Linked DNA regions of Homo sapiens: all the other regions are linked to region 1. Evidence: read pairs that join two places in POLR2A ChIA-PET (ENCODE). Cell type or tissue: CD4-positive, alpha-beta T cell. All regions are shown on one strand. Links, peaks and the distances in the headings refer to the core of each region. The heading gives the core; the rest is flanking DNA. Region 1 holds the start of TINF2 (TERF1 interacting nuclear factor 2). Region 2 overlaps CPNE6 (copine 6). Region 3 holds the start of PCK2 (phosphoenolpyruvate carboxykinase 2, mitochondrial).

What was found. ChIA-PET counts read pairs that join two places held together with the same protein. Peaks named below come from ENCODE experiments on the same cell type or tissue, not always from the same donor. Only the 100,000 strongest peaks of a DNase experiment are listed, where the experiment ranks them.
Region 2: POLR2A ChIA-PET joins it to region 1 with 19 read pairs; 11 of 35 experiments call an interaction of 5 or more read pairs at or near these places.
Region 3: POLR2A ChIA-PET joins it to region 1 with 14 read pairs; 13 of 35 experiments call an interaction of 5 or more read pairs at or near these places.

Annotation. Positions count from the first base shown.
Region 1 is chr14:24,238,991-24,248,937 of GRCh38, forward strand. TINF2 (TERF1 interacting nuclear factor 2) reads right to left here and starts at 3,633. Exons shown (of 9, transcript NM_001099274.3): 1 at 3,151-3,633; 2 at 2,900-3,004; 3 at 2,685-2,786; 4 at 2,214-2,321; 5 at 2,030-2,126; 6 at 1,429-1,885; 7 at 1,273-1,340; 8 at 1,074-1,165; 9 at 653-941. The coding sequence starts at 3,342. The coding sequence ends at 807. GMPR2 (guanosine monophosphate reductase 2) reads left to right here. Exons shown (of 10, transcript NM_001002002.3): 10 at 1-252. RefSeq lists enhancers at 1,872-2,401, 3,062-3,281, 3,352-3,611, 3,782-4,081, 7,933-8,132 and a silencer at 4,273-4,567. In CD4-positive, alpha-beta T cell, for the core only: CTCF peaks have their summits at 4,105 (motif pointing right) and 4,304 (motif pointing right); DNase peaks (open chromatin) are centred at 3,391, 3,711, 4,431 and 8,041; H3K4me3 peaks cover 2,375 bases; H3K27ac peaks cover 3,287 bases.
Region 2 is chr14:24,075,066-24,085,785 of GRCh38, forward strand. It overlaps CPNE6 (copine 6), which reads left to right. Exons shown (of 17, transcript NM_006032.4): 8 at 107-211; 9 at 440-526; 10 at 762-821; 11 at 1,084-1,217; 12 at 1,295-1,349; 13 at 1,441-1,492; 14 at 1,814-1,947; 15 at 2,089-2,325; 16 at 2,528-2,702; 17 at 2,823-3,022. The coding sequence ends at 2,665. It overlaps NRL (neural retina leucine zipper), which reads right to left. Exons shown (of 3, transcript NM_001354768.3): 2 at 7,403-7,810; 3 at 3,597-6,503. The coding sequence starts at 7,783. The coding sequence ends at 6,171. Among named protein-coding and RNA genes, the nearest start is that of CPNE6, 8.9 kb to the left of the region's middle. RefSeq lists enhancers at 241-310, 651-1,850, 1,629-2,542, 5,705-5,754, 7,187-8,101 and silencers at 6,065-6,384, 6,595-6,764. In CD4-positive, alpha-beta T cell, for the core only: no CTCF peak of the experiment used is centred there; DNase peaks (open chromatin) are centred at 6,116 and 6,446; H3K4me3 peaks cover 1,466 bases; H3K27ac peaks cover 430 bases.
Region 3 is chr14:24,089,372-24,097,969 of GRCh38, forward strand. The region is part of intron 1 of NRL (neural retina leucine zipper); the gene reads right to left. It overlaps PCK2 (phosphoenolpyruvate carboxykinase 2, mitochondrial), which reads left to right and starts at 4,940. Exons shown (of 10, transcript NM_004563.4): 1 at 4,940-5,063; 2 at 7,521-7,766. The coding sequence starts at 5,035. RefSeq lists enhancers at 1-128, 1,044-1,093, 4,963-5,612, 5,266-5,335 and a silencer at 4,706-4,955. In CD4-positive, alpha-beta T cell, for the core only: CTCF peaks have their summits at 1,349 (motif pointing left) and 1,548; DNase peaks (open chromatin) are centred at 1,340, 4,790, 5,260, 6,220 and 2 weaker places; H3K4me3 peaks cover 2,181 bases; H3K27ac peaks cover 1,993 bases.

The sequences.
Region 1 (9,947 bases), core at 677-8,676:
GTCTGAGAAAATGATGCAAGAAAATCAAATGGGAATCTGGGGACCCAACACAACATCCTGAAGATTATTAAAAGGAAAAGATGCTGATTGGTACATAAATCTTTTACATGGCCTTGGTCTAGAGGAGGCAGGCTTTTAGAATCATGTTTTGTTAATCCGCTTCACTAAATTGGACCTTCACATATCTAAAAAGCTCTGAAGTGTTTGTATATTTGAAATACCTCAATAAAGAGAGAGCTCATTGACTGTAAAGAGATGCTGGGGCTTTCTGTACAAGGCTAGCATCTGGGTGCTGCTGCAGAGTGGGTGGTGGTAGGGTCAGCACTGACCCAGTGGGGTCAAGAACAATGAGTATTATTCCCATGAAGTATCTCCATTCTAGTGCCACCACACCCAGATAATCTGGCAGCATGAGAATTTACAAAGTATATTCTGGCCTGAGGACACATATTTCCAGAATACCAAAGGACATTTCTCTTCCAGGCTTTCAACCCTGCTAACCCTTTTAGGCACAGCTGAACAACACTTAGCAAGGGAAGTAAAAAAAGGCAAAGGGATCCTTTCAGTTTGGAAGGGCCAGTTCTGTTTCTAAGGAATGACTTATGCTGACCTTATGGAAACCTTAATTCCCCTCCTTCACATCAAGGCAGTATTTTAACAAATCCAAAGTTTAATTATTAAGGATTACAAATATTTTTAGCAGTGTAGTTAGGCAATCCAAGCCTGGACTTCCACTTCATTCCTACTAAACTACTTGCAGAGCTGAGGAGGCAGGAGACTAGAGTACAGAGAGCATTTTAGTTCTATCACAAAGGTCTAGAACTGTCTCTACAGTCACAGGAAGAAACAGGTATGGCACCGTGGCCAGAAGGGGGTAGGTATTCACAGAGAGTGGGTATCAAGGTGTCAAACTTTGTCTTCTGATAGTTTTCCAGAGATTCCTGTAGAGAAGGGAGCAGGGAGAGCCTACTATCCGAAACCATTCCCTGAACCCTCTGAATTCTGAAGCATGTGGATTTCTCAGTCTTGTTCTACCCATCCCCTTTCCCAGCTTTCTGCTCCTTCCCACTCACCTTTCCTTCCCCCTGGCCATTTTCTTCCTCATCAGAGTCTAAAACCAAGTCCCCTATGGTAATGACGGAGCTGCACAGAGACGGAGGACACACTGTAGGAGGGAAACCAGAATCAAACTACTACTTCTAGATGAACACAGGCTCTTGAGAGTCCCCAAGAGAGGAGGCTGTTGATCCAATCCTGACTCAGACTACCTACCTGGCTTCCTGGCCCTAGGAGGTAATAATGATAGTCTCAGGGGGTCCATGTAGCAATCCAAGCAATTCCTGAGGTGAGAGCAAGCAAAGAGGATAGGATGAAGGGAAGGCAGGCAAAGAATGTGCTCCTAGTAAGAAGCAACTCTGTTCCACTCACTCCTTTTGCTCTGTGGCAGGCAAGTCAACTGGGTTCTCCTTCAGAGCCCTTCCCCCCAGGGTCTGGCATGGACTCTTAGACTTCCCAGTGGAGGCTGCTCTTGTGCCCATGGCTAGGTCTGCTGTGTATATCGCATGTTCTTCCTTGCTCTCAGGCTTAGATATGACCTGGGTTGGTGAGCCGAGATTCCTAAAGGGAAACAGCATGACTGTGGGGCGCTCCTTATGGCCTCCCCTAGTGGAGGCCCATTGGGACTGAACTCTTCGTCGGCCTAGAGGGGCCAGATTGAAGTGTCGGCCAGCTAGAGGTTCTGGGTGCGTCCTTGAAGATGGTCCCTGAGGAAGATGTGTGCCAGGCTTGGCTTTTGGCAGGGGATTGTGGAGTGCTAGTCTTTGTTGCTGAGGAGGATTCTGTTCCATGGGCTCAGCCAGGTTCACTGAGTCAGTAACAGAGCACTCTGAAAAAGAAAATGAGGCCCCTTATAAAGAGAACAGATAGTAACAGAATAACTGGTTTCTTATGCCCGGAGCCCATGGAACTATTCCAGTGGACTGCCTCAAAAGGTCTCAGGCTAAACACTACACCTCCAAATTCCTAGTACCTGGAAGCAGCCACCCCATGTCCACACCATATTGTCTCCAGGCAAGAGAAGAGGTGATAGAGACTCCAGGCTGCATCCAACTCAGCACATCCTGAAGCTGTGGGCAGGGACAGAGGTATGAAGACCACAATCCTTGAAACAGCCACCCCACACTCTGCCCTTACATGTTTTGCCCCAGCGAAACCTGCTGTGCCTGCGGTGTAGGCAGTGCTTTCTCCAGCTGACACAAGTACTCAAAAAGCAGCTTTTCCATGGCAGCCAGAAAGGGTTCCCCATACTCTTGTTCAAGTTCCTACAGCAGGGGAGATTAGGTCAAAAGTGGGTTAGTGGCCAGGCACGGTGGCTCACGCCTGTAATCCTGGCCATTTGGGAGGCCGAGGTGGGCGGATCACTTGAGGTCAGGAGTTCGAGACCAGCCTGGCCAACATGGTGAAACCCCATCTCTACTAAAATACAAAAATTAGCTGGGCATTTGTAATCCCAGCTACTCGGGAGGCTGAGGCAGGAGAATCGCTTGAACCCGGGAGGCAGAGGTTGCAGTGAGCCGAGATTGTGCCACTGCACTCCAGCCTGGGCGACAGAGCAAGATTCCTCAAAAAAAAAAAAAAATGGGTTAGAGAAAATAGCCACATAATAGCCTTCAAACCAGTCTCACCTGCAGCTTCGAGGCCAAATCCACAGGAGCCTCTGACAGCTGCTTCACCTGCTGGTAAAAAGTTTCCTGTGCCTCCAAAATCTTCCTCAGATCCTGCTTTGTCTGTTGAGGATACAGAAGACAGAGAAGTTAGCACCAACATCCAGTAGACAGGAGGAGCAACTTTGCTGCACCAAGTGTAACTGGGGTCAGGGCTTGTTCCGGGGATTACTCACAGCCTTGGGATCCCGCACTATAGGTCCAGATTCTGGAAAGTGGTGATTCAGGGCTTTCAGGACTTGGGCCCAAGGCCGGCCCTGCAGGATCAGCTCCACCACCACCTGTACGGTACTGAATTCAGAATCCCCACTTCGGGGCAAGCTGACCTTTTCCAACTAGTCTCATCCCCAAGCTGTGGGCCCTTGTCAGGTGCTCGCATCCCGCCCCTTTCTTTCTTTCCCCTTCCAGGTCCTACTTGCTCCAATACCTTGGCCTTTAGGCCCATACAAAGGCGTTCGTGGTGCCGGTAGCGAACCAAGCCAGGGGCAACAGCGCGCAGAGATCGCAGAAACTCCAGTACTCGCGGAAAATGTTCCACGCAGCGTCCGCGCACAACCTGCCAGCTAGCCGCGGCGGCGAAGCGTAGAGCTGCGGGACCCGCCACCAGGGGCGTAGCCATGGTCGGCGGGCTCCGCCCGGAGGCGGTCCCTCCGGGTTCCTCACCCGGATGGGTGAGGCTTTCCGATCACTCCTAGGGGCGGGGCTTCTGGCAACTCCCTGTCGCTCCGGTCTGTCGGCTCTGGGTACCTCGCGATCTGACTCGGCTCCCTTCCATCGGCCCCCAGAATTCTGGGGGAGGGGGTCTTCTGGCTCGGGCTGGAGGAGCCTGAGTGGAGAAGCTGACCGTCTCCAGTGGCACTGGGTCGCTCAGCTTTAAACGTCGCCGCTGTCTCGAGCCCGAGGGTGCCTCACTTCCGGCTCCGCTACTAGCTTCCCTTGCCCCGGAAAAGGGCGGTAAGAGGGAGCCAATGGGCGGCCACAGAGGGAACCGTGACGGTGCGTCAGAAGGCCACGCCCCAGCGGAGCTGTAGCTGCCCGCTTCCTGCACTCTCTGCCGGCTGACATGAGTTGGCGGCTGAGGCTGTCGTGGCCGCTGAGGCTGTTGTGGCCGTTCGTCTGGGTCCTCCCAGCCTTGCTTTCTTCGCGGAGCCTGCGGAGAAGCCCCGTCACTCCCGTGAGGCTCGACTTCCTAGTCTGTAAAACGAGGATCATGCCACCGCCCTTTCCCACTGTCTTCACCCATCGAAATTTAGTTCTTTAAATTCCAGACCCGAGCCGGCGTCTACAAAGCCTTCCCCTCTGCGCGCGTCGCTTCCAGTAGGAATTCGACTGTTCCTTTTATAAAACAGAAGAGGGCGCCCGCCCTTAAAAAATAAAATACAGGCTGGGCGTGGTGGCTTGTGTCTAATCCCAGCGCTTTGAGAGGCCGAGGCAGGAGGGTCACTTGAGCCCAGGAGCTCCAGACAAGCCTGGGCGACATGGTGAAACCCCTTCTCTGCTAAAAGTACAAAAATTAGCTGGGCGTGGTGGCAGGCGCCTGTAATCCCAGCTACTCGGGAGGCCGAGGCAGGAGAATCGCTTGAACCCAGTAGACGGGAGGTGGCAGTGAGCCGCGATCTTGCCTCTGCATTCCAGCCTGGGCGACAGAGGGAGAATCTCTCTCAAAGAAAAAAAAAAAAAAAAAAAGAGGAAGAAGAAGAAATAGAATACAGGCTGGGGGCACGGTGACTCACACCTGTAATCCCAGCACTCTGAGAGGCCGAGAGGGGAGGATCGATCCGCTTGAGCCCAGGAGTTCCAGACCAGACTGGATCACATGGCGATAACCTGTCTCTACTGAAAATCAAAAAAACTAGCCGGGCGTAGTGGCACGCCTGTAGTCCCAGCTACTCAGGAGGCTGAGTTGGGAGGATTGTTTGAGCCAGGGAGGTTGAGGCTTCAGTGACTGCACTCCAGCCTGAGTGATAGAGTGAGACGGGGTCTCACACACACACACAAATTAGTTTCTTGTTTTAGGATTCTGTTGTGCACTGAACTTGTCAGCCCCCTAATGTAATTGACTGCTCTCCTTGACTGTCTCTTCCACAGGCTTCCTGGTGCCTCTCATTTCCATCAGCAAGCACAGAACCTAACACACAGCTTACACTCCTTAATTGTTGGCTGGATTAGTTGCCTGCCTTGACCACCTTACAAGGATTTAGTGAAACTGCTCCGTCTTTAGCCCATGTCTTCCATTCCCAGAGATAATGGTTCACACATCCTTGTCTCCGCCCCGGATCAGTCTCAGCTGATCCGCACATTCGACTGCCCAAGAAACACCCAGTCCCAAAGTACCCCAAATTGGATATGTGTGAAATTCTAGTTATCTTCCTTTTTCCCTTTATTTATTCCTTCTCTAATGTTCTTTCTTTCTTATGTAGATATGAACTTCTGTTGTTTTACTTTTTTTTTTTTTTGAGACGGAGTCTCGCTCTGTCGCCCAGGCTGAAGTGCAGTGGCGCGATCTCAGCTCACTGCAAGCTCCGCCTCCTGGGTTCACGCCATTCTCCTGCCTCAGCCTCCCGAGTAGCTGGGACTACAGGCGCCCACCACCGCGCCCGGCTTTTTTGTATTTTTAGTAGAGACGGGGTTTCACCGTGGTCTGGATCTCCTGACCTCGTGATCCGCTCGCCTCGGCCTCCCAAAGTGCTGGGATTACAAGGCGTGAGCCACCGCGCTCGGCTCTTTTTTTTTTTTTGAGGTGGGGAGACAGTCTCGCTCTGTTGCTCAGGGTGGAGTGCAGTGATCTTGGCTCACTGCAACCTCTGCCTCCTGGGCTTAAGTGATCCTCCTGCCTCAGCCTCCAAAGTAACTGGGGCTACAGGCATGCACCACCATGCCTGGCTCATTTTTTTCTATTTTTTGTAGAGACAAGTCTTTGTTGCCCAGGCTGGTCTCGAATTCCTGGACTCAAGCGATCTTCCCACCTCGGCTTCCGAAAGTGTTGGGATCGCAGGCGTGAGCCACTGCACGCAGTCCCTGGCTAATTTTTTAAAAAATCTTTTTTGGTGGGTGTGGTGGCTCATGCCTGTAATCCCAGAACTTTGGGAGGCTGAAGTGGGAGGATCACTTGAGGCCAGGAGTTTGAGACCAGCCTGGGCAATACAGTGAGACCCTGACTCTACAAAAAAAAAAAAAAAGAAAAATATGTTTTGTAGAGAAGGGGTGTCTCTCTGTGTTGCCCAGCCCAGTCTATCTTCATTTTTTGTTTTTTGTATTTATCCTGCTTGCTGCTCTCTGAGCTTCCTGGATCTGTGTTTTGTGTCTGTCATTAATTTGGGGGAAATTCTCAGTCATTATTGCCACATTTCTTATGTTCCTTTATTTTCTTCTCTGCCATTCTGATTATGTGTATGCTACAGCTTCTATAATTGTCCTACAATTCTTGGATATTCTGTTCTTTTTCATTTTTTTTTCTCATTGCATTTCAGCTTTGGAAATTTCTGTTGACATTTCTTCAAGCGCACCATGTTCTTTGGCCATGTCCAGTCTATTGATGAGCCCATCACAGACATTCATCATTTCTGTTACAGTGGGTTTTTTTTGTTTTTTGAGACAATGTCTTGCTTTGTTGCTCAGGCTGGAATGCAGTGGCTCAATATCAGCTCACTGCAACCTGTGTCTCCCAAGTTCAAGCGATTCTGGTGCCTCAGCCTCCCAAGTAGGTGGTACTACAGGTCGTACACCACCACGCCCGGCTAATTTTTGTTTTAGTAGAGATGGGGTTTTGCCATGTTGCCCAGGCTGGTCTCGAACTCCTGACCTCAAGCGATCCACCTGCCTTGGCCTCCCAAAGTGCTAGGATTACAGGCGTGAGCCACCGTGCCCAGCTGAATTACTCATTTTCAGCTGCTATCTCTGTGTAGCTGACTTCTTGGGAGTCCGAGGCAGGTGGATTGCTTGAGCCCAGGAGTTTGAGACCAACCTGGGCAAAATGGCGAGACCCCCGTCTCTACAAAAAAAATTGAAAAACTAGCCAGGCATAGATGTGCACACCTGTAGCCCCAGTTACTCAGGAGGCTGATGTGGAAAGATTGCCTGAGCCCAGGAGGTTGAGGTTGCAGTGAGCTGTAATCCAGCCTGGTTGCAATGAATTGCACTCCAGCCTGGGCAACAGAGTGAGAACAGAATGCAATGGATGTATTTCAAAGTGGCTACTTTCCTCCTCCCCTTTGCCAGAATCACGGGGCAGGGGGTTCTCCAGTTTTCACTGTGGGATCCTGGTAAAACTTGTGGCCATGTGCCATGGCTCACACCTAGGATTGCTTGAGGCTAGGAGTTCAAGACCAGTCTGGGCAACATAGTGAGACCATGTCTGTACAAAAACAAAACAAACAAACAAAAAAATCTAAAAGTTAACCAGGTGACTGGGCGCAGTAGCTCACACCTGTAATCCCAGCACTTCGGGAGGCTGAGGTGGGTGGATCACAAGGTCAAGAGATCAAGACCATCCTGGCCAACATGGTGAAACCCGTCTCTACTAAAAATACAAAAATTAGCTGGGCATGGTGGCGCGTGCCTGTAATCCCAGCTACTCAGGAGGCTGAGGCAGGAGAATCACTTGAACCTGAGAGGTGAGGTGGAGGTTGCAGTGAGCTGAGATCGCACCACTGCACTCCAGCCTGGTGACAGAGCGAGACTCCATCTCAAAAGAAAAAAAAAAAAAAGCCAGCCATGGTGGTACACACCTGCAGTCCTAGCTATTTGGGCTGAGGCAGGAGGATTGCTTGAGCCCAGGAGTTGGAGGCTGCAGTAAGCTGTGATTGCACCACTGCATTCCAGCCTGGGAAAAACAAAAACAAGAAACAAAAAATAAAAAACAAAAACCAAAAAAAGGGTAGGGTCCCCCCTAAGAATGGGACCCCTAGATGTTTTGTTTTTTTTTTTTTTTTTTGAGACAGTCTCACTGTCGCCCAGGCTGCAGTGCAGTGTCGTGATCTCGGCTTACTGCAGCCTCAACCTCCCCAGGCTCAGGTGATCCACCTCAGCCTCCCAAGTAGCTGGCATTACAGGCATGTGCCACCACACCCGGCTACTTTTTGTCTTTTTTGTAGAGATGGGGTTTTGCCATGGTGCCCAAGCTGGTCTCGAACCCTTGAGCTCAGTGATCTGCGTGCCTCAGCCTCACAAAGTGCTGGGATTACAGGCATGAGCCACCATGCCTGGCCACTATAGATTTTTTAGCTCTCAAATTTGTCCACCCTAAGCCTCCAGCTATGAGTCAATTACACTTTAAGTTTTCCTACCCTGGTACTGGCTCCCCAGAAGTTTCTGTTTCTGTTTCTGTTTCTGGGCTTCTGCTGTTAAGTTGTGATTCTCTGTATCTGCCTTTTTGTCTCTCCAGTTTTAGGGGCAGCAGTTTGCCCTGTGCCCTCAATTCTCTGATAGATCCAACAAGAGTTGCTGACTTTCAGTTTGTTCAGCATTTTTCTTTGTGAGGACAGGAGTGAGGACTCCTAAGCTTGTTACAGGCCAGACTAAAAACCAGAGGTCGTTATCTTCATTTTTTTTTTTTAGATGGAGTCTCACTCTGTCGCCCAGGCTGGAGTGCAACCTCCACCTCCCGGGTTCAAGCAATTCTCCTGTCTCAGCCTCTCGAGTAGCTGGGATTACAGGCATGTGCCACCATGCGTGGCTATTTTTTTTTTTTTTTTGTATTTTTAGTAGAGACTGGGTTTCACCATATTGGCCAGGCTGCTCTCGAACTCCTGACCTTGTGATCCACCTGCCTTGGCCTCCCAAAGTGCTGGGATTATAGGCGTGAACCACCGTGCCTGGTCTACCTTCCCTTTTATAATATGGTCTTCCTCCTGAGCTTCGAATTTCTGTGCATGGCACCTCTCTTCGTGGCACCCATGAGTCAGAAACTCAGGCCACCACCCTTATCTCTGCCCTCCCTCCTCTCCAAATTGAATCTGTTATCAAGTCTAATCAGTTCTATTTCCTATACAACGTTCAAACCCACCCTTTTTTTTTCATTCGTACTGCTTCTACCCTAATTCAGGTTCTCCTATCTCTCATCCCAAGAGGACTCTATCTTCCTACCTCCAGCCCAACCCCTCTAATTTCTTTTCTATGTTGCTTTCATTATGAATCATGTGAAATGCAAAACTTGATCATATCATCCCTAATTGAAAGCTCCCCCTTACTTTCAGAAGAAAGTCCAAACTCCTAAATATGGCAAAAGGATTTTTAATGAACTGGCCCAAGCTTACCTCTTCATGCACATCCTTTGCCACTTTGTACTCATCATGCACCCATATGCCAGTCCTCATCCAGCTGTCTGCATTTTCCAAACATACTGTGTTGTCTCACATGTCTGTGCTTTACACGTGTTGGGTGATTCCTCTGTCCTTTGCCTCTTGGACTTGACTTTTTCTCATCTTTCATGGGTCATCTGGTAATCACCTTCATGAAGACTTTCTGTATCAGCCCAGGCAGAATCACAGTTCTCTGGGCCCCTCAGCATCCTGAACATCCCTCTACTACCATGCAGAACCTATCTCATAAGGTTATTGTAAGGATTAAATGAATTCATAAAGTGCTTGGAGCCTGGTTCCTGGTAAGTGTGACATACGCATTTACTGTATTTAGAATGTTTGCATGTCTGTCACCCCCACTGGACAGGAGCACCTTAAGGGAAGGGCTTGTTTCTTCTTGTGCATGTTACACTACTGATGCCTCAAGGTGTGCACCTTGTTCATGTGTTTACAGCTAGTAGGAACAGCTCAATTTTAGCTCTCTTTTTCCTGCCCCATGAGCCCTTTGTCTTGAAAGCCTTCTAAACTTAAAGGTTCAAGAAGACATGCGTTCAGGACCAGAATATCAGGTACATGATCTCATGGCTACTGCTAGCCCAAGAAGAATGCAGGCAGTGGGAATGCAGAAAAAAGAACAGCTGAGAAGAAAAATGAAAGGGCATCGTTCTTGATCTTCAGTGTGCACAGGAGTCAAACTCTTGGTGAGTTTGTTCTGGGCCTCTTCCACGGGGATTCTGACACATGAAGTCTATGGTAGGGCCCATCTATCTGGATTATTAATAAACATTTCAGTGATTGTAATAGAAGTGGTCTAGAGACTACACTTGAAAAACCCTGAGGTAAGGGAACAGTTTCATTCAAACCAAAGCCAAAATCCTCCAAAACTCACCCACAGGAAAATTTCCAGGTAGAAGAGAGTTATACA
Region 2 (10,720 bases), core at 1,485-9,484, 160 kb before region 1:
CTCTAAGGCCCAAGTCCCCCTACTCCAAGTCCCCGAGTCCCCCTACTCACCGTGAATACCGCAGAGCATCTCCAACCTGACCCCACCCCTCCCCCTGCCTTCTCAGTTCCTGGTGTATGACTATGACTCCAGTGGGAAGCATGACTTCATCGGCGAGTTCACCAGCACTTTCCAGGAGATGCAGGAAGGGACGGCAAACCCTGGGCAGGAGGTGCCACAAATACCCCACCCCCAGAATCCCACCCAGATCCCTGGGAGAATCCTGAGGGTGATGCTGAAGAGACCACCATAGGTGATAGGAAGTGGAGAGGGTGGAAAGCACCTGGGCTCAGCTGAAGGACGGAACCATGGGGGTCTTGCTCTGGGAGGCTCTGCTGGAAGGGAGAAAGAGGGGTCACCTGATGGACTTGTGACCCTGAGCTTGTGGGGTGGGGTCTAGATGCAGTGGGACTGTATCAACCCCAAGTATCGGGACAAGAAGAAGAATTACAAGAGCTCAGGGACGGTAGTGCTGGCCCAGTGCACGGTAAATTTCACTTCCTGCTTCAAGCCTTGCCCCAGCCCCTGCCCCTACCACACTCTCAGGTTCAACCCTTCCCTTGTTTCAAAGACCAGTTTCTCTGCTTCTGGGAACTGGAAACCACCCCCAACTGCAACCCAAAAAACTCTGGCTCCCCCATGTTCCCCACAGAAGCCCTACCCAAGCTCCCTCCTCAAAGGACCACCCCATCCCCTCGCCTTACCCCTCTCCCTACCTCCAGGTGGAGAAGGTGCACACCTTCCTGGATTACATCATGGGTGGCTGCCAGATCAGCTTCACGGTAAAGACTCAGAGGGAGGGCACACAGGCAAGAGGGAGGGGCTGAGTCCATAGTGAAAGGAAGGAGCCCAGAATCTCCACTGCCCCAACTTGGGCTGCTCATGAGCCTTCGCATTGTCAGCTTATGCACCCCCACATCATTATGTGGCTACCTGTAGCCTCCCCACCACTCATCTTAGTCCTCCCTACAGATCCCAGCTCTGGCCTAGGCAATCTGGTGGCTCTCATGGTTGCAGCATGACCTTCTTCCCACCCCCACCCAGGTGGCCATTGACTTCACCGCCTCCAATGGGGACCCGAGGAGCAGCCAGTCCCTGCACTGCCTCAGTCCCCGACAGCCCAACCACTACCTGCAGGCCCTGCGTGCAGTGGGAGGCATCTGCCAGGACTATGACAGGTAGGAGAGAGTGGGGCGGGAGGGAACAGGCAGGGAGGCCTTGCCCAACGGATTCCACAGCTTTTTCTTCTCCCCAGTGATAAGCGGTTCCCAGCTTTTGGCTTTGGGGCTCGAATCCCCCCCAACTTCGAGGTAGGCTAGATGCGAGGGAAAGAAGGAGATGGGGGGCGTGTCAGTCAGGCAGAAAAGGCAGGCCCTCACTGCTCCCGCCTTGCCCTCACAGGTGTCCCATGACTTTGCTATCAACTTTGACCCGGAAAATCCTGAATGTGAAGGTAAAAGGGGAGATTTTCACCTGCCCCGCCTCCCCGCAGACACACTCCACACAGGAGCACAGACTCCACTCCCCAGGGCCCAGCTTCCTGTCCCTTCCACCCATCCCAGGCCTGTCTTTATCAGGTGAGGCTTCCAGGGCCGAGGCCCAGCATCTGCACCCAACTCTCCCTGCCAAGGGACCATCCAACTCTCCCACTGCTTAATGAAGGAACTCGAGGGGAGGGCAGTCCTCAGACCTGGAAGCATTTCCTTGCTTTAAGGAGTGTCAGGAGGGGGCCCTGCTCATTTCTGCCAGCTTCACAACTTCTCTTCACTCACAGAGATCTCAGGGGTCATCGCCTCCTACCGTCGTTGCCTGCCCCAGATCCAGCTCTACGGCCCCACCAATGTGGCCCCCATCATCAACCGTGTGGCTGAGCCGGCCCAGCGGGAGCAGAGCACCGGCCAAGCCACGGTAGGAAGACATGGCGGGCAAACAGGAGCTGTCCCATGTGTCTTTAAGTGGTGCCAGGGCCAGGGTCTGCACCTTGGTGGAAACGGTGTCAACGCCCTTGCACACAAAGCCAACCCTTCCACCCTCTCTGCTTGCCCTCAGAAGTACTCGGTGCTGCTGGTGCTCACTGACGGTGTGGTGAGCGACATGGCTGAGACTCGCACTGCTATCGTGCGTGCCTCCCGCCTGCCCATGTCCATCATCATCGTAGGCGTGGGCAATGCTGACTTCTCTGACATGCGGCTGCTGGATGGCGACGACGGCCCCTTGCGCTGCCCCCGAGGGGTGCCTGCAGCCCGAGACATTGTCCAGTTCGTGCCCTTCCGAGACTTCAAGGATGTGAGTCCCCCGGGCCCCTTCCGGCTGAAGGACTCCTCAGCTTCTCATCCCCCCAAATCTGACCTTCGTCTTCCACCATTTGATGTCCTGCTAAGGACGCGGGAGCCCAGCTGGCCACCCTGAAGCCCCACTTCTCCCTCAGATGACCCTGCCTCCCCTACTCTTCCTCTCACCCCTAACCACATCACTGTCCCCACCCTAGGCTGCCCCCTCTGCACTCGCCAAGTGTGTCCTGGCTGAGGTGCCACGGCAGGTGGTGGAGTACTACGCCAGCCAGGGCATCAGCCCTGGGGCTCCCAGGCCCTGCACACTGGCTACGACTCCCAGCCCTAGCCCGTGACTGCCTCCCTCCGGACCGACACTCCCTCAGCCTCTCAGTGAGTCCTGGGGCTTCCAAAGGAGTGGACACAGGGGGTGCAAAGTGGGGCTTGGTAGAGCCCAACTAGGCTGGGTGTAGTGTAGAAGAGAGTGCTTATGACTCTCCCACCCCCTCCCAGGTGCCTGTCCTGACCCTCGTGACTCCAGTGACCAATGCCTCCACCTCTTGGACCAGGTGTGCCCCCTGGGTTCTGGACGTGAGTGGTGGGTCCTGCTCCTATCTCTCCAAACCCCATACCCTTCAATGCTGTGGCCCCTCAGTGACTTCCTTGGGTGATCCTGACTTTCTAGCCATTAATAAAGAGAACTGCTCCTAGCACCTCAGCCTCTAACCATCATGCCTCAGATGCCCACTGGGCAGCCTGCAGCACCCCCACACACACCATAAGAAATGAGGACCAGCACCTTTCAAAATCTGAGACAGAGCTCCCCAGGCAGGCTGCTGTCTCTGCAGTCTTACCCCAGCTATGTGCCAGTGGGATCTGAGGAGCCCCCTCCCTCACCTCCCAACCCCAGGGGGTCTAGGCACCATGGAGAATAATTACAGGAGATAGGAGGATAATTACGGGCTGTCAGGAGGGCAGGCTGAAGCTTTCTTATAGCTGTCTCCAGAGAGGCCCTGCTGAGTCCCCCAGGAGCTGAACCCCAGCCCCCACACAGCTGTGGGGCGGGCCAAGAGCAGGTGCTGGGGGATACTGAAGGAGGGCAGCAGGTCTGCTAGTGAATTGGGAACATAGTGGAGCATCTAAGGCCTATACAGTCTGGTTTCCCGGGTGTGTCAATGTGTGTGTCTGTTCATGGCCTTAATGGGTCACACTCATGGACTCAGGGATGTGCAGTGCATGAACACACAGATTCACACACTTAACAATCACATCAGCAACAACAGCAAATATCATTACGTAGCATGTGTCAACTTTATGCTAAGTGCTTATTTAAATGCATTTATTCTCAGTAGGTGGTTACCATTATTTTCACCATTTTTCTGACAATCAAGTGAGGCTTGATTTTAACCCACCCATGGTCAAAAAACTGGTAGAACTGCAACTTGAAACAGGGTCTCACTCTGCCACCCAGGCTGGAATGCAGTGGCACGATTATGGCTCACTGCATCCCCGAACTCCTGGGCTCAAGTTATCCTTCCACCTTAGCCTCCTGGGTAGGTGGGACTCCAGGTGCATGCCATTACATCTGAATTTATTTTATTTTATTTTTTTGTAGTGACAGGGTTCTCGCTATGTTGCCCAGGCTGGTCTCAAACTTCCTCCTTGGCCTCCCAAAGTGTTGGGATTACAGGCAGGAACCACTGCGCCCCACCTAAAGCACTACTCTTAATCACCACAGTGTGCAACTTTGTTTTTTTAAGTATACTCAGGTAACCCAGGAGTATCATTTTGAGACCCAGGTATGGTACTGTATATGTGGCCTAGTTGTGTGCTCAGGTGTCTATGGATGGTTCTGTCTGTCTTTGTGTGCCATGCAGGTGAGAAAAGTGAACAAGAAAAGTAGTGGGTCTGAATTACAGCTCCAGGGCAGGCAAGGATAGACACAGGTGAAATTTAGAGTGAGAGAAAAAGAGCTGGGCTCCCGGAAGGACCCTCCCTGCCCCATCCTCTCCCTTCAACAATGAGTGTGGAAGGGGATGAAGAAAGAGAAGCTAAAGGTTCTGTGAGCCCCTCAGAGAGAGAATCCAGAGCCAGAGAGGATGGCCAGTGGCCAATGGTGGGGAAGGGAGAGGAGACGAGAGAAATTCTGAGAGCGATGGAGGAGAGGACTCCCATTGCAGGCTCCTAAGCGGAGGAGGGATGAGCTGGGATAGAGGAGGGGAAAGAGGGAGCAAGAACTGTGATGGGAAGAGAAGAGACAGCTGGGGAGGGGGTGGAGAGAGGGGGTAGAAAGGAAGAGGGACATATGGGAGCCTCTTCCCCCATGCCCGAAAGCTTCTCCCATTTATTATGTCCGGTAGAGGACAGATGACAGTAACTCGTGAGGCGGCTGCTCCCAGCACAACGCCTGTGCTCTGCCCAGAGGCCCCATCTGCCCTCCCCTTAGCCTGCTGAACTGGAGGACTGGGTTACCATGGAAACTGTGAGACCTGGATAGCCACTGACAGGCCGAGCTGGGCCACTGAGGCTTCTGAGTTTGGTGGTGGTGGTGGTGAGAGGGGGAGGATCCATCTGTTCCAATGCCTGCCCCTCCACCCCATTTCCATTGGCTCTCCATAACAGATGTGCCACCCAGCTCCAGGTGGGGACTTCCCTTTTTCTTGCTCTCTCTCTCTCTCCCTCTCTCTCCCTCTCCCACACACAGACACACAAACAGTAGCCTGAAGCAGGGATAAAGAATGAACACTTCTTAAATTGCAAGAACATTTAGCTTATTGCATTAGAATTCTGCCTGGACTTCAAGTTTAATTCACAAAAGCTGCACTCTCTCAGCAAATTGTCATCCCAGGAGAAGTCTCACCTCAGCCCTCAGAGAGGTGGGAGGTGGCAGGAGCACCCTGTGCAGGTCTGGAGGCCCAGACAGCCTGGAGGGAGCTGCCGAGGACCCACGTATGTGCTCACAGAGAAGCCAGGCTTCCTCGCCTGGGCTGTGCATCCCCTGCCTAGGCTGCAGCTGGGAAACTGCAGCAGGATAGGAGGTGCCTTTGGCGAGATTGTCTTGGGGACTTCTTGGGGAGACCACCGGGACTTCCATACTGGGGAGATGCCAGAACTGGAAAGGGAGCAGAAGTCGTCCAATCCACATGAGAATTAGATGAAGTAACACAAGTCCAGGAAGCAACTGATTTGCTCAGGGTGACAGGGGGATCCCATGGAAGAGCTGGGACTAGGACCCAGGTTTCCAGACTTCTGCACACAGCTCTCTCCCAACCCACACCAACAACCCCCAGAGCTCACTCTTCAGGCCTTTGCTGCTCTGAGCCCTGAAGGCCACAGGGTTGGGCAGGGAAAAAGCATCTCGGATAGAGGTCCTAATCTATCTAGTTGTTGGATATTGAAATCTTGAAAATTCTGTAGTGCTAAAATGGGGAGGTTACAAGCTTCAGAATGAAAATACAGCCTCATTGCTAATTACAGCTTTAATGTGTTACAGGTTGAAAACCCTGAATTAAAAACTAAACTGAGGTGGGAGCTGCAACCCTCCTCCACCTCCCATTCACTGTGTCACCACACTTCCACCCCCCAGTGCCTGGCACTGGTCCCTGCAGAGCTCAGCGTGCTAGTCATGTGGGCTGGGTTTCTGTGTTCGTAAGGGGAGGGGACCCCTCTCCAGAAAATGACCAGCATCTAAATTCGGGCATGACTTGAGGACCCAAAAGCTTTGGGGATATTTGCGCGGTCATACAGGGCGTGGCTAGGACCAGAAGGCGCTCTGGTAACGATGCAGAGAACCGTGCAGCCGCCTCCTGGGCGGAGCCACCCCACCCAGCCCCCACTACACCACAAGGTGCTCTGAACGGCTCAGAGGAAGAGGTGGGAGGGGTCCCCGGACCCGGGGCCGCTCGAGGTTAGCCGGTCACAGCGAGCCTTGTAGAGATCGCGCTCCCGGGCCAGGCGGGCCACCTCGGCCCGCAGCGCGTCCAGCTGGGCGGCCAGGCGGGCGCGCTCGGCCTCCAGCCCGCGCCGCTGCTGCAGCCGCTTGGAGCGACAGGCCTGCGCGTAGCCGCGGTTCTTCAGCGTGCGGCGCCTCTGCTTCAGCCGCAGCGCCTCGTCGCGCCCGCAGCCCCGCAGCTGCCGGTTTAGCTCCCGCACAGACATCGAGACCAGCGCCGCGTCGGAAAACCGCTCTGCCAGCTGCGGAGGGAGAATGCAGAAACCGGGTCAGCGCCAGGTCGCACCCGGCTCTGCCCTGAGGGCCCGACGCTACCTGGCTCCGCCCCGGGACAGCCCCGCCCCGGCTCCCACCTTCACCGGAAGGCTCGCCCTTCCACGCAGTCTGTTTCGGTCCAGAGCCCGCCCCAGGCCCCGACGCTCCCCGGGCCCCCCAGCTGACCGTTGCTCCAGTCAGGCGGGCGCCCCACGGTGCAGGGCCGGCCACGGTCAGGCGAGCCCGTCGCGCACCTAAACCCCGGGCTCGTCTCTGGGATCCCCGGCATCCAGCTCCAGGCCCGGGTGTGTCCAGTGGACCCGCACCCAGACAGCCCCCAACCCTCCAACGCGCTGCGTTTCCCTGTCCTGAAGCCTGCAACCCGGTGACCCTCACAGGATTTGGATTACATCCTAATGCCCGCAACACCCCCATCTGTGTCTGTAATTAATAGGATGAGTCCCAATCCTTCCTGAGAAGGTTGGGGGCTGGGAAGCACGAAGTCTTGAAAAGGCCAATCTAAACCAGTCTTAACCCAGCTCCACTCCACACATAACCCTTTCCCTGGTTTCCACACACCATGTATCTGTTTACCCCCCGGAGTCGCCCACTCCCCAGCTCAATTCTTCCCTTTGGATTCTCTGCTAATCTTATCTTCTCCCTGCTCCTCCTGGTTCAGCCTACTCATTTCTCTCCATTTTAAGAAAAGGGGGAGAAGCAGAATGTAGTTTTCTCGATCTGATTGCTTTCAAGGGACCTTCTCCCCTTCTCCTGCCCTCTGTCCCCTGTCCCAGTCCATAACCCCCTCTGGGAGCTCCCCTTCCTCTCTTGGGCAGTCCTCCTTCCTTGCCCTGCCTCCCCTCAGGCCAGCTTGCTGACCACTCACCTGGACGTGCTGGGCTCCTGTCTCCTCTGGGCTCCCTGGGTAGTAGCCATGGGGCCCATCAACAGGGACTGGGCCCTGACCCTGCAGCAGCTCCATGGCCTCTTCAGGACTCAGCCCCAATGCCTCCCCAGCCCCCAGCTGCTGCTGCAGGGTAGCCAGCCAGTACAGCTCCTCCAGGCCTGGCCGGGTGCCCTCGGTTGCCCCCACCATGCCTGGTTCACTGAAGGTGGGTGAAGGAGGCACTGAGCTGTAAGGTGTGGAGCCCAGTGAGGCTGTAGGGGGGCCAGGTCGGCCCTCAGAGGGTTCCCGCTTTACCTCAAACTTCATCAAGTCAAAGTCATTGACATATTCCATGGCCAGGGGGCTGGGGGGCAGGGCCATTCTGGAGCTGGGCTGGGAGGAGTGCACCTGCAAAGAGGAGGAGAGGTCTGGAGCACATGGAGGCCACCTGCCATCCCCTCTTCACCAAGTCCCTCTTCCCTCAAAGCCCAAGTGCCCTGGAGCAAGAGTTTGGGAAAGCCAGAGGGATGGTGCAGCTCTGTTCACTGCAGAGTCCCCACCAGGCTGAAGAGTAACCTTTCAGAGGGCAGGGGCTCCTGACAGGGGACAAGCAGCTGAATTCCTGAAGGAGGAAGAGGACAGCACAGCCTCTCGCCCCACTGATGCCTCAGGATCTATGAAAAGCAAGAGCAGTATGGCAGTGCTCCCAACCCTAGTGCTGAGACATGCCGAGAGGTCTGTCATCTCAAGAGGCATCATTCCATTTCCAAGCCATTTTTTTAAATTGCTTAATTAACTGTGACAAAGTGAGTGTATATTTTAGGACAGTGGGAAGGCATGTATGCTGTGAATTTTAAGAGCCAAGGATAATGTGTTCTTATAGCTCTCTGTCTCTCAAAGCACTCAGGGAAGTGCCTTGCCTATAGAAGACCCTCAGTGTACATTTGTTCTATGGATTAATCAATCAATGAATCCCTTTTGTAGGGGCAAGAGGCTTTATATGGAAAAAAGAAAGGTCCTAGAATTAGTTCTAGAAAGATCAGAATCAACTGGCCACCATCTTTCCTCAAGGCCAGTCTCTCCAAGGGGAACAGACCAAGATTGATTTTCCTTCTATTCAGAACTTGTTACGTTGTGTGAACTTGGCAGATCACCTTCACCCTTCTGACCCGTTTTCCCTTCTGTTCAATGAGGGCAGTTAGACTTTGTAACATATACCAAAGAGTGTTCTCTAGAACACTGATTCTGAACAATACCTATGAAGAGGTCTGTGCTCAGATAACTTTGAGAAATGTTGCCTCCTATCCCTACCTCTTACAGATGCACATAGCACAAGAGCATATTAACCTGAGCAATCCTTTAGTAAACCGTCTGTTCAAGTTCAACAAAAAGTGTCCTAAACTTATGTCACCAAGGAACTCTCCTGTCTGTTATCAATCATGGGGCACATGTTCACCTGAGGAACTTCTGGCTGGGTGACCTCAGATACCCTTCCCAGCCTTGAAGTCCAAGCTCTAGTCCAGCTCCCAATTCCAGTAACTCCCACCCCACCCCCAGAAGGTGCGCGGCATGGAGTGTTCATCCCCAGGGCTTAGACTTCGGCTCCTTCTAGATGCCCCAAGCCTAGGTAGCCTTCTTTCCAACCACATGTCAGACCCCCAGGCTCTACCCAGAGAGGCAAAGAGGAAGACCCAGGCCTCTCTCTTCCTGTTCCAGGGCAGGGTTGCTGCCCTCTCTATGGAACCTGTCACCCTTGAGAGGACAGAGGGGATGGAAACAGACACAGATTAAAGGAACTGGGTCTTGGCAGAAAGGAGATGGTGAGACACTGAGAGAGGTATCCAGAAAGAACTGGATGTACAGAAGGAGTAGTGGGGAAGGTTGTTTATCTTTCTGACGTGATAGCAGTGAGGGACACAGGCCAGTCAGGGTGGGAGTGGAGTAGGGTACCAAGGTGTTAGGATTCTTGAAAACAGACAACAGAGAGCAGGTGTTAAAGAGGGGGTTCTAGGTGAGCGGCCTGACACCCAGGTAGGCCCTGGATATACTCACTTCAGAAATGGCCGAGAGGATGTGGTCAGTGCCAGAGCCAGACAGGCACAGCTTCCCAGGAGACTGAAGGCTCCATGGAGCAGGGCCTGGTGCCTCTGCTCAGCTCCAGGGGGCTGTGGGCACAGAGCCCAAAGGGCATTCTTAAAGGGCCAGCTCTCTGAGGTCATCTGTGGTCCTGAGGCCTCCAACCAATAAGGTAAGGAGATCATTTGCATATCTTATTGGCCTGGGGTTGGGGGAAATGGAGAGAGAGGAGAGTACAAGTGTGCTTATTCTCAAAGAAGGAAAGGGAGCATCTTCCCCAACAAAGCTCCTCACTGATGATCCGACTCCCAAGTGCTCAGTTTCCCAGTTCGGACAGAAACATGGGTCTGAACCACCACCCCTCTATGTGAACACAACCCTCAGCCCTAGCCATGCATAGCCTGGGATTGGAAAAAGAGGACCAGACAAACTCCCAGCACCCCCACCTTCCAAGGCCCTGCAGCCCCTCATCTGTCTTTGGAGACTATAAGCTCTCCCACGCCCACTCTCACCGGGCCTTTTGGATCTGTTTCCTATTTTCAAGAATCCTCACATTTCTACCTCTGCCCCATCTTCATGCTGACTGGTCTTATGCCCCTCATAGCCGTCGCATCAGAAAGGAAAGCAACTTTTCCCACAGGGGATCTCCAGGACTTGACCACCATATTTTGTCTCTCCCATTCTTGCTAATCCAGCTTGGGAGAAAGAGTAGGAAAAAAGAGAACAGGGAACTCTGTTCCTTCCTTCTGGGCCTCAAGGGACATTGAAATCTAATCACCACCAGTCCGTCGGAGACACTTTTGTAACTGGCCTCATATGCCCTCTGCTTTCTCTCACCTTTTCCCTGTGTGTGTCTCTGCCCCTCTCTCCTCTCTCACTCATTCTAGTTCCCAGATGGCTGAGGGGTGACCTACATTTTCAGCCTAATCCCCTAACACCTCTTAGAGCTATCATCCCTGAGTAGGAGTGGGAACAGGGATACTAGGAATTATCCAAGGAGATGTTTAAACCTGTCCGAAGCTGTTTAAATAGGGTCTATGGAGTTAAAGGCCACTTCCTACCTTCTGAGGCCACCCAAATACTCCCATGGGGTTAATAGTTCCTCTTTCTCAACACAGAGGCCTGGGTGTCCATCAGACCCCAAAGGTCATCACTTATAAAACTTAACCTGGTCCCAGCCTTATATGTTGGGGAAAAGCTGGCAGATACAGATTATCTAAGAAGGTGGTTTCTGAAGTGTGG
Region 3 (8,598 bases), core at 77-8,076, 150 kb before region 1:
AAGCAGTTGGGACTACAGGTGCACACCACCATGCCTGGCTACTTTTTTATTTTTTGTAGAGAAGAAGTCTCACTATGTTGTTCAGGCTGGTCTTAAACTCCTGGGCTCAAGTGATCCTCCAGCCTCTGCCTCCCAAAGTGCTGGGATTACAAGGCATGAGCCACCACACCCAGCCCATTTTAAATATTTAAACACAAGGTTTGAGGGCCTCTATTTGTACTCCTGCCGCAGGTCCTACATATGTTAGAGATGTGTCTACATAAAAACAAACCATTTAAACAGAGATGAATGTGCTAAGAAGAAGAAGGGCAGGGTGCTATGAAATTTTCTTCCACGAAGACATACTCTAATACAAAGCCAGAGGGGATGCATCACAGGGACAGGTTGCCTAAGAAAGTCATGCTAAACCAAGACTGGTCAGGTGAATAAGAAGTGACCCTGCCTGGAGGTGTGGACAGGGTGGGAATTCCAGGCGGCAGAAACAACATATGCAAAGGTTGTGAGGCAGGAAAGATGTAGACATGTTCACAAAACTGAGAAAAGATCCACGTAGCCAGAGAGTAGAAAGCCTGGAAGGTGGGAAGAACAGTGATAGCTGAGGCTGGAGAAGTCAGCAGGGGCCAGATCATGCAGAGCCTGGGAGGTCACATTAAGGGTTTGGGCTTTATTCTAAGAGCAGGGAGAAGCTACTGAAGGGTTTTCAGTAGAGACATGATGTGATCAGATTTGTGTTCGGAAGGATCACGTATGTCAGCACTTTGTGTTTGTGGAGGAAGGCAACAATGAAATAAGAGTCAGATTAGAGGACTAATGCCGTAACCAAGTTGAGCCTGAGGAATATTTGCAACTGGAAGCACACTCTGAGACAGAAACTTGTGTGCAGGTGGTTTACTCGGGGGGGGGGGGGGGGCACGGGGGGGGACTTTCAAAGAAAGAGTAGCAGGACCCAAGAGAGGGAACAGTTGAATGGCACTGCAGTTGTAATCAGCTGAGCCTAAAGAGCTCTGGGGCTGGGATGGACCTTCAGAGTTGTCCCAAACTGAGACAAAGGGCTAGGCCTCTGTACTTTATAACAACCATTCATTGGATACATACTGCCCCCAGGAAGCGGGCATTGCATTTGGTGAGACAGCTCCCTTTGGCCACAGATAGTGCTCAAGGAAGTACTCAGCTGTGAGCTATCAGCAGCCAACACTCAGCAGCTGGAACAATGAGCATCATGATCCTGAAGCGGGAATCTGGGCTACACACCACAGCATCACTACTCGGGCTGTGAGACTTCAGGGATGAACCCAGAGGCCCCAGAGAGGACAATGCAGATCACACTCTGCCCCCTGGTGGTACTCCTTGGACATAGGGCCAGCTGGTGGGCCAGGCTCTCCCGGCAGGGAACTAAAGAAAAGTGTGTGGCAGATAAGGGGAAATGAGCAGTGCAAGGAAATCTGCACGTGAGCCCCTTGCTCCATCTGCCTAAAGCTAGAGAAGAAAGTAATGGTGGGGAAGAAGAATTCAGAAACGTGGCACTCATTCATTCTTTTATTCAACCAACTTTTATTAAGTGCCTGTTATAGGCCAGGTACTGCTGGGAACTAGGAGAAAAACAAGACTGAAATCATCACTCTAGTGAGGATTACAGAGATATAAAAGTAACTACAGTATAGTAAAGTACAAAAATATAGGCATATACATGGGATAGAAGCAACACAGATGAAATAGATGTTCATTCTAAGGGACGAACAGAAAAGGCCTGTGTGTGTGTGTGTGTGTGTGTGTGTGTGTGTGTGTGTGTGTGTGTTAGAGACAGAGTCTCACTGTGTTGCCCAGGCTGGAGTGCAGTGGTGCGATCTCGGCTCACTGCAACCTCCGCCTCCCGGGTTCAAGCGATTCTCCTGCCTCAGCCTCCTGAGTAGCTGGGACTACCGGCGTGCGCCACCACACCAAGCTAATTTTTGTATTTTTAGTAGAGACGGGGTTTCACCATGTTGGCCAGGATGGTGTGTGTTTAATTTGAGTGCAGATGCCCAGAAAAAGTTCACAGAAGTGCTCTGGAAACTTCAGAGTTCAGTACGTAGGAGAAAAGGAGGCAAGTGGGGATGTGGGGGTGACAACATTAGATAAATAGGAGTCAGATTATGAAGGACATAAGATATCATGTGATGGAAAGAGCCTGGAAGAGATTTTAAGCTTAAGAGTGATATGATCTAATTTTTAATGGTAAATCAAGGGGACAGTATAGGATTTATAGGGAGAGGGGGACTTGGTAATTAGAGTCAGAAAGATATGGATTCAGATTCCATTTCTCCTGCTAACCATTTGTGTGACTTTGAGCAAATGACTCTTTTTTTTTTCAATATACACAAAGCAATTTTATTTGTATGTACTTGTGGTAAACAATTAGAACATTTCATTCATAATAGGATAAAAGTATAAAATATTCATGAATAATTTTTTTTCAGAACAGGAATGGAAGTTTATTAAAAAGCTTTAGAGCAGGAATGAAAGAAAGGAAAGTACACTTGGAAGAGGCCCAAGCAGGCATCTTGGAGGTCAAGTGCGGCATTTGACCTTTGATTTAGGGTGTTATATGTTGGCATACTTCTGGGGTCCTGCCTCCCTTTTTCCTTGATTCTTCCCTTAGGGTGACCGAGCAAATGACTCTTTAAGCCCGTGTCCACATATGTAAAATATAGTTGTGAAACAGAATGAGATTATGCATGCAGAGTTGCTGACACAGAGCCTGGCACCTACTGTCCATAGCATAAACATTATTCTTCTCTCTTAACTTTCCAAGTGGATTTGCATGCACAGTGTGGGGAGTGGCTTGGTAGGGAGAGGGGTTGGTGTTTGGAGAGGCAGGAGTCCAAGAAGTGCCTTAGAAGCTATCACCTGAAGCCAGGTGAGAGATAAGCCCTGAACTAAGGCCCTGGCCATGGGGATAGTTGCAGACTTGAGGGCTAATTGAGAAGTACAATTCCAAAGGTCCTGGCATCTGATTAGCTATGCAGGATAAGAATAGTCTAGACTGATTCCCTTTGGGGCAACTGGCCAGATGATGGTGCCATTTGCTGAGGTAGGAAACCATGAGAGCAGGTGCAGGATTATGGAGAAGATGATGACCTTCAGGTCAACCATGCTGCCACCAGTGTGCACACCTTTAGGCCCAAAGGTTGGCCAAGAGGTATGTGTTTGCAGCTGGGTAAGTGTGGACAGAGTTTGGATCTATGAACTGGGGGGAAAGAGATCCAAATACATATACCTGAGGTTGAGTGTAGGCTAGAGCCTGAGGGGGAAGAGACGGGGACCAGTAGCAAGCCCGTGGCTGGAGACCAGCTCTCCTTATCCCACTATGTTCCAGCATAGAACTCCAAGAAATCTGAGAATCAAGACTGTTTCTGTTGCAAGTGGCAGAACTCCAATTAAAATTAGCTTGAGCAAGAGAAGAAATGCATCAATTCCTGTAACTGAAATCAGGAATCCATTGCTCGCCATCTCCCTGCTCTGCTTCCTCTAGGCTGGCTTCTGTCTCAGCCAGGTTCCTGCTTTGCAGTGCCAAGCTAACACTCAGCAGCTCCAGGCTTATATTCTACCAGCTCAGCAACTCAGCAGAAAGAGAGCTAACTTCCAAAGTTTTAGAAAAAGTCCCAGAGAGGGATCTCATGCCCATCCTTGAACATCCTTGATTGCTGTGGCCAGAGTGAGGAACACAAAAGTTGGCTAAGCTGCAAGCCTACCCCCAAGAGGGGTGACATCAGACCCACATGACAATACAGACTGAGGAGATGGTTCCCCAAAAGAAAATCAGGGTGCTATTACCAGAAAAGGCGAGTGGATGCTGAGCAGACACCCATCATAGATATGCTGAGTTTGAGGTGCTATATAGCATTGTGGGTGATATCCAGTGGTCTCAGGTTGGAGAGAGATGTCCCAATGGAGGTATAGCTTGAGAAATCACCTGAGGACTTTATGATGGTAGTTGGGTGGGCAGATGAGTTTCCTCATTGGATTGTGGAGAGAAAGAATGACCAGGCCGGGCGTGGTGGCTCACGCCTGTAAATTCCAGCACTTTGGGAGGCCAAGGCAGGCGGATCACGAGGTCAGGAGTTGGAGACCAGCTTGGCCAGCATGGAGAAACCCCGTCTTTACAAAAAATACAAAAAATCAGCCGAGTGTGGTGGCAGGCGCCTGTAATTCCAGCTACTCTGCAGGTTGAGACAGGAGAATTGCTTGAACCCGGGAGGCGGAGTGTGCAGTGAGCCGAGATCGCGCCACTGCACGCACTCCAGCCTGGGTGACAGAGTAAGACTCCGTCAGGGGAAGAGGGGATGTGCCGGGGGAGGAGAATGACCAGATCAGAGGACCAAGGAAGAGACCCAGGGGTAGAGAGACTCCACCATTTCATGGCAAGGCAGAAAGGAGCCTTGATCAGGAGGAGAAACGGGGATTTAGGAGTTGGGGACTAAGTGGACCTTAGCATTGGGCACTTGGACTACAGAAAGGCCCAGGACTCAGGGTGTCGCGTCCCCAGGAGGAGGAACTGGAAAGGCAATGCCCAACCCCCTAACTTCTAGACGTCTGGCCCCTGTAGTCTCCCGCCCCTGGCCTCGCCCCTCGTTCCTAGCTTGTTTGCCACCTAGTGTCTCTCCCGGGAGCAAGAGTCCTCAAAGTTACATCATGTGCGGCTGGGAGGGCGGTGGCGGATGGGGGGCGGGGCCTCGAAGTCGGGGGCCGAAGAGTGGACCCAGTCCTCCAATGGGAGAGATGGGTTTGGCGGTTTGGAGGCAGGGGTTGGGGCGGCGGCTGGGCTGACCTGGAGCCTGGAGCCCCGGGGCCGAGGGAGCTGGCCTGCCAGCGGGGCGGAGGAAAGCTAGTGCCAGCCCTACCAGGTTCCGCCCCCGCGCCTGCCCCCCTCCTTTTTAAGCGCCTCCCGCCAGCCTCTGCTGTGGCTCGCTTCGCCGCGCTCCCTCCTTCCCCGCCTTCCATACCTCCCCGGCTCCGCTCGGTTCCTGGCCACCCCGCAGCCCCTGCCCAGGTGCCATGGCCGCATTGTACCGCCCTGGCCTGCGGTGAGTGACCCCCGGCCCGGGGCCCACCCGCACCTTCCGCTGCGCTCGCCCCCTCGGGGCTGCCAGTGGCGCTCTCCTGCTCTCAGCCTCCGCCAGGTTTCCCATCCTAGGCGGAGGCGGGCAGGGGCGACTGCTGTGGGTCCAGCCTCCCGCGCCGCGCGTCTCTTGGGAGGGCAGCCGGCCGGTGCTCCTCGTTTCCGCCTGCACCTCCCCTTCTCTGCCTCGCTCGCCTCTGACCGCGCGATCTCTATCTGCCACTCTCAGAACTTCCTCTCTCTCCTCGCTCCTCTCTGCTGAGCCAGGTCTCCGCATATCCTCCTTTCCTTCCCAGATACCTCCCTCGGACCTCTAACGGGCTCTCAGCCAGCGCCCCAGGGTACTTCGAGAGGCAGCAGGGCCCTGGGGACAAGGGTACGTGAGCCCCGGGAGACTAAGCTCAGAGCCCCCTAAAGAAGGTGGAAGGTTAAATATCCATTCCCGGCCTCTCCCGGACTGGAAGGACTGGAACCTGGCGGGAAGTCCAGAGCAGCCCGAGGGACCTGGGCCCAGGGGAGGGAGGCAAGCAAGGTGGGAGGAGGGCGCCAAGTTGCCTTCGTTTCTTACATAGCTGGCTTCTTCCTCCGTCCAGGCCTGGAGCCCCCAGGCTCGTCCTGTTTGTCTGCCTGTCCTCTTAGTCTCCTATTTATTCTCTGAGGCCTCTCTTCTCAGCTTTTGTCCCAGAGTCGGAAGTGACCCACATCTGTCGCACAGCCCGTTCCACTTGGGCAGCCCTTGTGGGTGGTCTCTGAAGGAAACGTCCCACTTAGAGGGCTGCAAGAGGGTGTGGGGGCTTCACAAGAGATAACGTGAGCCAGGCTCCAGGGAGAGAGAGGCTGTCCTCAAGACTGTGTGCTTGAAAACTGATGCTCACGGAGAACTTCCCTCTGAGGCAGGAACAGACCCAGGTCCCAGTAGCCCTCCTCCCCTGCCCCTGGGGCCACACTGATCATCTATCCTGCTTTAGCGGAAACCACCCCAGCTTCTACCCCAGACAGACTCAAGCTCCCGTATCCATGCTCTGAGCTTTCTTCCTTCCCCAGGCTAACACCCTCTGAGTCTGAGCTGCCAGCAAGCTGCTGTTCCACCCTCCCACCAACACCAAAGCTCTCTAGGCATGTGGCCTCTAGGAAGAAGAGCCAGGGGAAGCACGGGGTCACGTGGTCCTGGGTGTGGGGGCAGTTTCTGATGGGCGAGGCCTTGATAGAGGAGGAGAGTAACATCCCCTTCATGGTCTTTGCTCTCTCGGGTTTACTCCACCTTGAGTCCAGGCCAATCAGAGCAGACGTTGCTTCTCTGTCTCCCAGGGCCATGAGAGGACAGACAACAGGACGCTGACCTCCTGAGAATTAAGCCCATGAACCCCAGCCAGTGACACTCATTCCCCAGTGGTCAACCTTCCGCAGAGTTCAGAAATACTTACCCGAGGGCAACATTTTATGCAACCATTGTTGGTCCAAGTGGGCAGCAGCAGATCAGGGCCTGGAAGCCCAGCATCCAGTCACCTATTCTCTGTGCAAGAGCCCTCATCTAGAAACCTGGCACTGGAAAGACTGTGACCTTTGCTTGGGGCTTTCATAGTCTTACAGCATACACACCAGAAGGAAAGAATAAACACAGCTGCCATTTTAATTTATAAAAAACTATACTTGAAAATGGAAATAAAATGGATGAGGCTTCAAATACCAGACATATGAAATTGTCACCTGGGCCCAACTTCTTGTCTTGACACTTGGGCCAAAGGCCCCTACTCATTTCTTTTTTTTTTTTTTTTTTTTTTTTTTTTGAGACAGAGTCTTGCTCTGTCGCCCAGGTTGGAGTGCAGTGTCCCGATCTCGGCTCACTGCAACCTCCACCTCCCGGGTTCAAGCGATTCTCCTGCCTCAGCCTCCTGAGTAGCTGGGACTAGAGGCACACGCCACCACATCCGGCTAATTTTTATATTTTTAGTAGATGGGGTTTCACCATGTTGCCCAGTATGGTCTTGATCTCCTGACCTCATGATCCACCTGCCTCAGCCTCCCAAAGTGCTGGGATTACAGGCATGAGCCACCGTGCCCAGCCATCTCCCTACTTATTTCTAAACGTTGATTAAACAGTTAAACATGGGCATGGGCTACACAGGCAGTAACATCAGCATGCCTACATGTATACTTCCACACAGCCAGGCATGTGCCTTTTTTGCTCATTTGGCCATATCTGTCCCTCGCTGAGCAGGAGACACCCTCCTCAAGCCTCATAAAGGCTACAAGATACATGTGTCCTGAACACATCCCACACACCAACTGCAACCTGCTCTTCATGGTCCCTGCATGCAGACATGTTTTAGCAGGCTGCAGCCCAAGCTTTCTGTCTCTCCACCACCTGCCTTGTCCACTCTCGATGACAGCAACTAGCTCATTGCCTCTGTTTCTCCTATAGGCTTAACTGGCATGGGCTGAGCCCCTTGGGCTGGCCATCATGCCGTAGCATCCAGACCCTGCGAGTGCTTAGTGGAGATCTGGGCCAGCTTCCCACTGGCATTCGAGATTTTGTAGAGCACAGTGCCCGCCTGTGCCAACCAGAGGGCATCCACATCTGTGATGGAACTGAGGCTGAGAATACTGCCACACTGACCCTGCTGGAGCAGCAGGGCCTCATCCGAAAGCTCCCCAAGTACAATAACTGGTAAGCCTTGGGCTCCACAACCTGCAGGATAGGTGCACTGAGGCCACTTTGGGTTCACCAAGGCAAAATCAACTTAACTAGAACATCCCAATGGAATGAACAAGAATGAGAGCTTTGGGGTAAACAGACCCAGAAACTGGGATTTGCTTACGCCTATAATCCCAGCACTTTGAGAGGCCAAGGCGGGTGGATCACCAGGTGTCGGGAGTTTGGGACCAGCCTGACCAACATGGAGAAACCCCGTCTCTACTGAAAAAAAAAAAAAAAAATACAAAAATTAGCCCAGCATGGCAGCGCATGCCTGTAATCCCAGCTACTTGGGAGGGTGAGGCAGGAGAATCACTTAAACCCAAGAGGCGGAGGTTGCAGTGAGCCAAGATCGCGTCATTGCACTCCAGCCTGGGCAATAAGAGCGAAACTCTGTCTCAAAAAAAAAAAAGAAAGAAACTGGGATTTTTTTTTTTTTTTGAGATGGAGTCTCACTGTATCACCCAGGCTGGAGTGCAGTGGCATGATTTCAGCTCACAACAACCTCTGCCTCCGGGGAATTGTCTCAAGCAATTCTCCTGCCTCAGCCTCCGGAGTAGCTGGGATTACAAGCATGCGCCACCACACCCAGCTGATTTTTGTATTTTTAGTAGAGACAGGGTTTCACCATGTTGGCCAGGTTGGTCTCAAACTCCTAACCTCAAGTGATCCACCCACCTCAGCCTCCCAAAGTGCTGGGATTACAGGCATGAGCCACTGCGCCCAGCCTAGTTTGTAGTTTGTATTTTATTTTAATGTTAAATGAAGAAGCTGATATAAATAAGATCCTTTGCTTTTTTTTTTT